2 separate regions of the Homo sapiens genome follow, and region 1 is linked to region 2. Evidence: chromatin contacts called from ENCODE Hi-C data. All regions are on one chromosome and are shown on one strand. The core of a region is the stretch at or near the end of the contact, and the rest is flanking DNA. Distances in the headings are between cores, read along the strand shown. Region 1 holds the start of SNX1 (sorting nexin 1). Region 2 holds the start of VPS13C-DT (VPS13C divergent transcript).

Region 1 (4,423 bases), core at 1,554-4,053, 2.0 Mb before region 2:
AGGTATTGATAACTCCATAAAGTATGGTAAGATGAATCAAACTGAAGCCTCCTACATTTCTTTTTTAAATTTCTACTTTTTTTTTTTTTTTTTTTGAGAGAGAGTCTTGCTGTGTCACCTAGGCTGGAGCACAGTGGCACAATCTCGGCTCACTGCAACCTCTGCCTCCCGGGTTCAAGTGATTCTTGTGCCTCAGCCTCCCTAGCTGGGATTACAGGCACGTGCCACCATGCCCAGATAATTTTTGTATTTTTAGTAGAGATGGGGTTTTGCCATGTTGGCCAGCCTGGTCTCGATTCCTGGCCTCAAGTGATCCTCTTGCCTTGGCCTCCCAAAGTGCTGAGATTACACGTGTGCATGGCACTCGGCCACTGCTTCAGGTTAACTCTAGAAAATAACTCCTCACTCTTCCAGGTTCCTTTTTGGAAAATAAATCAACATTTGCCTATGTGACCAATCACTTTCAGTGTCAGAGTTTCTGTTTTCATATTCTCAGTCTGCACATCATTCCAGCAGTTACCAACAGTAGCTGTCTTCCATGACTTATAGAAGAATTACTAAAGGAACAGACTAAATACTTACTTAAAATAACATACAGAAGGACTAAATTAGCGGCAAGAATTATTATTTCTCAGGCATGCACCTGCAATCCCAGCTACTTAGGAGGAAGGGAGGATCCATTGAGCCCAGAAGTTCAAGACAAGCCTGGGCAACACAGGGAGACTATGTCTCTAAAAACAAACAAAAATTGTTTCCTGTTTTATGACAGTCACAAAGACTTATTATTTCTCAGAATAAGAGACTTCATTTGACAGTTTTAGTTGTTATATTAGAATTATCAAGCACCTTATGAGCTGAGATTATGGACTCAATTTCTGAATACAGGACAGGGAAAATCTGACACAAATGAGGAAAGCCTCAAACTTTTTCAGACCACATGTTGCATAAAGAATTTATAGCTGTTTTATTTAGTTGGTTACACACTGAGTAGCTACTGTGAAGAGAAGCATTATGCCAAACAGATAAATTCACAGACCCAGCATTGAATTTTACAGCCTGGAACAACCTATACCAAGTGGTATGAGTAAATATTCTCATAAAATAGCCCAAAACATCTCTACTGGTTCCATAACTGATTACTGATTTCCACATTACAAAGATTATTTTTTTCTAATACCTAACTCTTATTAGAGACCCGGATATTTATTACTGAGGCAGGAGAATAGGGTCTGGAGGCAGGGAACTTAAGGGCAATTCATGCTGAATCAAGGAAAAACACCAAGGTTTGGGGGCAGGGAATCTGAGGTCAACTTACGTTAACTTTCTAAAAGAGAAAACACCAAGGTCTGGGGGCAAGGAATCTAAGGCCAATTCGTGCTGACTTCCCAAAGCTGAATTCCCAAAAGGAACCCCCTGGGTTTGGGGGCAGGGAACCTAAGGCCAATTAAGGCCAACTTCCTAAAGCTAAACCAAAAGGAAAAAACCCATCTGCCCACGCCCGAGTGGCAAAGGATCAAAGGCTACTATCCCTGCAACCCTCCCCATCCACCACGTCTCACATGGAAAGGGAGAGTGCCTTAGACTGGCCGCAGGCCAAGCAGGGACCATCCGTTCATCTGCACAGGACGCCAATTCACCTCGGCCTTTAGCCACAGACCAAATCCTTCATCCAGATAAGGGGTAACCCATAGGAACCATAAAAGGAGCACTTAAAATCCAGAAAACTTTGTAAGTGGGCTCTTGAGCCCCTTGCTCCGGCCCACTCACACCCTGTGGGGTGCTTTCTCGCTTTAATAAATTCCTGCTTTCGCTGCTTCGTTTGTGTTTCATTCCTTTGTTATTTTGTGCGTTTTGTCCAATTATTTGTTCAAAATGCCAAGAACCTCGACAACCTACACTCAAGGGCCTCCTACCGGTAACATTACGGGAAACACCATTTCCTCATCACATTTCAGATTTGCTCCCAGTGAGGTACGTGGGCACTTGAACACATCCCTTTAAAAAGGAGAAAGCTTTCTGATCTATGTAGTGATTTATCTGGCAGTGCCTTCTGTCCACCAGCCTCTGGCCTGATTTTCCTAGAGATCAGAAGAATCAACATAACTTTTGTAAACTAAGATCCAGAAAGGGCCTTTGGTTATTATCGGTAAATGCTGGGCTAAAGAAAGAACTGGTGGGCGGGTCACCACCCCAGGCTAGTCCACATAACGCTATTCATCTTAGAAGCAGTAAGACGGGGGAAAGGTCTGCATCCCATTCGCTTATTCCGTCCTACTGAATCTGCCTTGGCAGGACACGACCTGCAAAATAACCCCGTGGATCCGTGGAGTGTCACCACACTGCAGGGTCAAAGGACGGCGTCGGCGGTTCTCGGCTGTTAGGGAGCTAGCCGACGAAGGCACCACAACCCTCATTCTTTACTCTTCCCGCCTGGGGGCCGGGAAGCCAAGCTCTACCGCTTCGAGCACATCCAGGGTCCCCGGGGCCCGGACTGCTGACACCGAGGCAAGGTCTCACCGGGCCCACTCTGCCCAACCTCCCCGATTCTCGCTTAGCCTCTCTTCCCTTTCGGGGTGCCCTCCCGCCTGCTACCCCGAGGGGTGCAAACTCACGACCACCGCGGCGCCGGTGAAAATGTCCTCCCCCTCGGTGTCGCTGTCCCCAGCCTCGGGTTCTGATCCCCCGGCCGCCCCCTCGGACTCCGGCTCCAGGCCGGGGAAGGGCGGAGGCAGTCTCTCCGAAGCGCTACAGCCACCACCACCCGACGCCATCTTCTTCCACCCGCGGCGGAAGCCGCAACAACAACTTTATCGAGAGATAGCGCCGTGAGCAAAGCGATCCAACGGTGCGAGGAGTGGGAGGGCCGCAAGGGACCCCGTGGGATCCGAGGGGCGGAGACCTAGGGGCGGGGCTTAGGCGCTGGGGGCGGGGCGGCACCCGGCCAGCTGAGGCTGCGCAGCAAATCCGAGGCCTGGTTCGCGATGCTGAGATATTAACGAGTGGGGCCAAAGGGGCAGAAAAGTAGGAGTTAGGGGCTGCTCAGGTTTCTAGGGCCCTTTGTGCTCTGGATAGCTTTATCCAACAGGCTTCTAAGAGTTCGTCTGAATGAAGGAGTGTCACTAAAATGTTTGAAAACCTCTACATGCCATCTACCCATGCCAAGCACAATGCCCTCACAGAGAGTCAATAAATATTTCGATTGAGGTATCTGAACAAGACTAGAAGAAAGCTTCACCACTTATTCCTTGAGCAACATTCAGTTAATTCATTAAGAAATACAGATACTGAGCATCTACTGTATGCCTGGCACCTTGCTGTGAGTTTCAGATACAGAAATCAGGTATTTAATCGACAGTTCGACATGTTCAATGCTATGGTGCCCTGTGGGAGCACAGGGAAAGAGATAATCAATTCTGCTTGGAGAAGTAGGGAGGCCTCACAGATGAAGTGAGGCCTCAGTGTCCTAGATTTGGCTGGAAAAATGTTAGGATTATCCTCTCAATTGCTGTGGAGTAAGTGGAGTGGAATAGACGGCAGGGAAATTATTGAACCCTGACCAAAATTTCCTTGGGACCTAAGCAATTCATTGTCTGGTGATCCTAAGGCCTACATTAACTAGACAAACAAGACTGGAGTTTAAAGATAAATGGGCATGTTAGCATGGGACAATTCTGCAAGATAATCCTATCTTCTCAATAGAAATGGCATTTGTCACCAACTTTGACAAGAGGTTTAGTTAGTTTGGTTGTAACTGCAAATTCAGGGATGGACTCCCTCACAGGTCATGTGAGCTGTTTGAAGGCGGGGGCAGCGTTTTATCTTTGTATCTTCCATGCCTATGGATCACCTATGGCAAATTAGTACCTACAAATTTGATCGGAGGGATGGATGGATAAAATAAAATCGATTTTGTTACTGGCATCCATCACACCCACGAACACCAGAGGGCTTAAGATACACTTTTTTTTTTTTTTTTTTTTTTGAGGGAAGTCTCGCTCTTCTCCCCCAGGCTTGAGTGCAATGGCTCGATCTTGGTTCACTGCAACCTCTGCCTCCTGAGTTCAAACGATTCTCCTGCCTCTGCCTCCCAAGTAGCTGGGATTAAGGCCCCTGCCACCACGCCCAGCTAATTTTTGTATTTTTTAGTAGAGACGGGGTTTGCCCATGTTGGCCAGGCTGGTCTCGAACTCCTGACCTCAGGTGATCCGCCCGCCTCGGCCTCCCAAAGTGCTGGGATTATAGGCGTGAGCCATCGCGCCCGGCCAAGATACACTTTTAAGGATGGCGATCTCCATTATGTCACCACTGTACACATTAGACACGGGAAAACTTATGTTCTAAGTTGTCTTTGGAGGCCATTAGCAGAAATATTCGTTCAAAGGTGGGAAGCTGTGCTGGACTGAGTCCCTTAGGAGACGAGAAA
Region 2 (4,429 bases), core at 629-3,128:
TTCTCCCAAGAGATTGTGCCTATTGCTCCACCTGCTTGACCAAGCTATGTTGCCTGTGCCATCTTTCCTATCATCTTATACTGTTATTCATACATCCTTGGATTGGCTTCTTTCTTAACTTTTTATGGTACATGCCTTATCTCAACCAGAACATATATTGCTTCTTTACATTCCTCTTGGAGCATAGTCAGTGTGAATGTAAAAAGGAAGCGGGATTGTTAGAGTGTATGACTAGAAAGAACGTGGAGAAAGTTTGAAGAGAGTGTTCTAAACACTGGGAAGTTATTGGATGTTTTTGAGCAGGTGACTAACCTAAGCTCACCTGTGCTTTGGGAAAACACATCCGGTGTTCATGAGAATAGACTGGAGGAAGGAATAACTGGAGGCTAGGAAGTGAATTTCAAGGAGATGGATGGCATGGTCCAGAAGAAAAACATGGAGAATTTAGGAAAGATGGCAAAAGCAAAATAGACAGGTTAGGCTGTTATTTGGTTGTGGATGGTGAAGAAATCCAAAGTACTTACTAGTATTTTGTCTTTGTGACCAGCTAGGAAAAACAGACGGTTAAGGATTTATCTTCTTAAAGAGGAATGGAGTGTGCAAAAGTGGGAGAGGAATGTGATCTTGATAGTACTAGTTAGTACTGACTGGGTCTTTCTTTGTACTTTTAATTTTATTTAATACACAACACCAATTGTAGCCATTTTGATTTTCTTTCTTCTCCAGCGGACTTTGAATTTAAGATTTTTCTTTGTGATCCTGTGCAAGCCTAGGTTGTTTAAGAAAAATACACGAATAGTTTCTCAGACACTTCCTCGTAGCAAAGCACTTATTAATGCTTGTGACTACAAATAATCAGCATTTCTTAGGTTTCTTCCTGTGTACTGTATCTCAACAACTTTTTGAAATATATTTTAGGAAAAAATTTCTAGTTCTCTAAAGAGGTGAATCTCAATGGGTGGTTAAATTTCACAAGGGTTGAAAGATCTTGTGGTATAAAAGCTCTGCTTTTAAGGTCGTGCTACATCAAAGACAGTTCAACGATAGCATGGAAGAAAGTGATATATAAATAACAAGTAACTCATACTTAAAAAGGCACTACTACGTTTTGTTTTTTATATCTGTAATGAGATAGGTAACTGGTTAGTGGCTAGTGAATTAAAAGCGAATCTTAGAGAAAGGGGAAAAGAACGCGTTTCCCACAAAACGCGTATATTCAGTTCTCATTCTATGATATCTGCCATTTGATGTGGTTCTGTTCCCCTCCTCCCACTTTCAAATTATTTGTCGCGCGCCAGTGGTCCCAGCTACTCGGGAGGCTGACACAGGAGGATCTCTTGAGTCCAGGATGTCAAGTCTGTAGTGAGCTATGATCCCGACACTGCATTCTACCCTTGGCAACAGAGCGAGACCCTGTCTCAAAACAAAACAAAACAGAAACAAAATAAAAAAACAATGTTTTCAAGAAGCAGAGACCAAGCCCCAGGCGGAGTCGAACTCTAGCAGGACAAGAACGCGGTCGGTCCCTTTCCCCCACCTGATCCACAGGTGCAGGGGTGGTTGCCTAGGTGACGCTCAGCGCATACTCCAGGCCAGGCGGCTCCGGACACCGCGATGCGGCCGGAGTTCAACAGCAGGTGACGGCGGGAAAGCAGAGCGGCCACATAGATGTCCCTGTACTCGGTAACTCTTGCCCTCCCTTGTTCTTCTCGAAGGTCCTTTTTTTTCTCGTGCACGGCTGACGAGACAGGCGCAAGCTAACTTCCCCCGCACTCCTCCGTCGGCCTCTAGAGGGCCAGGGCTGCGGCGCCTACAAAGCCTCGGGATCACAGCTGGGCCTCCTTAGCTACCGGCCGGGCGACAGCGCGCCTGCGCACCGGCGGGGTCACGCGCGCGGCGCGGGGGTGGGCCTGCGCCGGAGGGGCTGTCATTTGCAGCGCTGGTCGCAGCCCTCAGCTGCGCCGGGCGGTTCCGGCTCCTCCCTCTCCTTGTGCCTCAGCGCCACCATGGTGCTGGAGTCGGTGGTCGCGGACTTGCTGAACCGCTTCCTGGGGGACTATGTGGAGAACCTGAACAAGTCCCAGCTGAAGCTGGGCATCTGGGGCGGTAAGCGAGAGGGCGCGGCCAGTGGGCTGCGGGCGCTGAGGGCCCAGCCGAGGGCTGCTCCGTCCGGGATTCTGCCCGGGCCCTGCTCCCTGCGCCGCCTGAGACTCCCCATCCCGGTGCGGCAGGTGCTAGATGCGGGAGCCTCTGCCGCCCGCGGATTCTCGGGGTCCCAGTCCCGACTCCGGCTGGGGAGATGCGGCGGGATCCCGCCCGCGCTGCCAAAGTTCCCACCTTTCTCGTCCCCCGAGGCCAAGCCCTGGCCCTGCTGTCCCCGCCCTGCCCGTTTCTGTGGTCCTCTCGCTGCACTCAGGGTGGCCCCTTTGGCCCTACAGCATAAAAACAGAGCCCTTTCTGTTTCGGTATCGCGTGGAGTGAGCATGGTTGTCTGGTCATATACGCTCGAAGTGGCACTAAGAAAAAAGGAGGAAGTTGCATCTCGCAGTTATCTTCACTATCATTTTACAGGGAGCAAGAACTGGGTTCCTTCTCTTTAGGATTACCGGGTTTGGAGAGGAACGGGCAGGAGATCTTTAAGATAGGCGTGTGCTTAGGGATTCTTACTCTTAATGCTTTCAGCTCCTGTGAAAATGATTTCTTCCTTTAATATTTACTTTTCCGTCAATACGAAGAGGATTTTGAATTTTGTTTTGGAGCAATAGAGAGAAATTCAAGCCTCGACCAGCATCGTCATTAATTAGGTGTCTGCTTGGTTGCATGCTCAGGAATTTATGCCAACGTTTTTATCCTGGAGATTAAGTGTATAAAAGTATTCAGGAAATAGTGTACTTAAACATACACTCTTCAACGAGCTTAATCGTTTGCATGAATTACGTGTTAAGCTTTGAGGACTTTGGGACTTTCTCACTCCACAAAAGGTTTGGGAACTTTGTCAGCTTTGGAGGAAAATTCAAAAAACGACTCAAATGTATGGATCTGCTTTTAATTCAAGCAACAACAAATAGCTATAGACTTCCCCTGTCCACTAGGGTAACCACTAGCCACTGTAGCTGTGGAGCACTTGATATGAGGTTAGTGCTAATTGAGACTTGCTGTATGAATTAAAACATCGTTTTGAATAAGCATTACTCCTAATGAAGTAGGAGAAAAAAATAATACCTCAATAATTTTTATGTTGCTTATGTGTTGAAATAATATTTGAATATATTGGGTTAAATTAAATATAATATTAAAGTGTATTTCCCGTGTTTTTTAGTTTTACTTTTTTTCTTTTTAAACTTGGCTTCTAAAATTTATAATTACGTATATGGAACATATATTGGGCAATGCTGTTTATACCCTGAATTACGGAAGAGCCTGGTTGTTGTTGTTGTTGTTTTTTTTTTTTGGCTTGTCTTTTTGAGACAAGGACTTGCTCTGTTGCCAAGGCTGGAGTGCAGTGGCAAGATCGTAGCTCATTGCAGCCTCCAACTCCTGGGCTGAAGTGATCCTCCTGCCTCAGCCTCCCAAAGTGCTAGGATTACAGGTGTGAGCTATAGTGCCTGGCAAGAGCCTGTTTTTAATAGGTGGCTGATCATTTGATTGGTTCACTGTGGTTTGCCCAACAATACAATAGTCCCTTGGTATCTATGGGGGATTGGCTTCAGTACCCCTGACCATACCAAAATTGGAGGTTGCTCAAGTCCCTTAAATAAAATGGCCTAGTATTTGTATGTACCCTATGCATATCCTTCTGTATACTTTTGGTCATCTCTGGATTGCTTATAATACCCAATAAGTAAGTGCTATGTAAATAGTTGTTCTGTTGTTTTTTAATTTGCATTTTTTTATTGCTGAATTGATACTTTTTATTTTTTCCCCCCGAAATATTTTTGGTCTGCAGTTAGTTCAGTCCGTGAATATGGAGGGCCTACTGTACATTCTTTGTTTACATCCCCCCACCACACTCAATACAATGTAAAGGAAAGGTAAGTAAAGAAAGACACATTTAAGGAATTAAATGACCAGCATCTTCTGCAGAAATCAAGTATTTCTTCAGAATACTGGCAATATTCTTTCCAGTGATTCCTTATAGTTTGTAAACATTTGAAACTTGAAAACGCACCGGAGTAGCAAATCTGAAATCTGAATAGGCCTAGTGAATGGTGTGCTGTGTTGGACAAGCCACTTACCTTATTGGGCCTTAGTTTCTTCATCTTAATTTAAACTTTATAGAAAAAATATTTTTAAATTCTGAAAAGTTTAAATCATACTGGATGATATAATACTTTCATGTAATTACTCATATTTCAATGTTATAATATTATGCCATATTTACTTTAGACATTTTCTTTTTAAAAAGATAAAACGTATGGATATAGTCAGA

What was found. A loop is a pair of places that touch in the nucleus more often than their neighbours do. Pooled maps may share reads with other maps.
Region 1: a map of tibial artery shows a loop between it and region 2 (12-fold over the local background). The contact joins the promoter of SNX1 here to the promoter of VPS13C-DT in region 2. A Hi-C loop is called at or near these places in 2 of 168 maps with a recorded cell type or tissue (CD4-positive, alpha-beta memory T cell and tibial artery) and 9 of 50 pooled maps.

What each region holds. Positions count from the first base shown.
Region 1 is chr15:64,094,362-64,098,784 of GRCh38, reverse strand. It overlaps SNX1 (sorting nexin 1), which reads right to left and starts at 2,803. Exons shown (of 15, transcript NM_003099.5): 1 at 2,613-2,803. The coding sequence starts at 2,771. RefSeq lists enhancers at 2,480-2,559, 2,700-2,819.
Region 2 is chr15:62,057,952-62,062,380 of GRCh38, reverse strand. VPS13C-DT (VPS13C divergent transcript) reads right to left here and starts at 1,878. Exons shown (of 2, transcript NR_135690.1): 1 at 1,538-1,878; 2 at 1-1,413. VPS13C (vacuolar protein sorting 13 homolog C) reads left to right here and starts at 1,934. Exons shown (of 85, transcript NM_020821.3): 1 at 1,934-2,106. The coding sequence starts at 2,007. RefSeq lists an enhancer at 1,623-1,672 and a silencer at 1,723-2,072.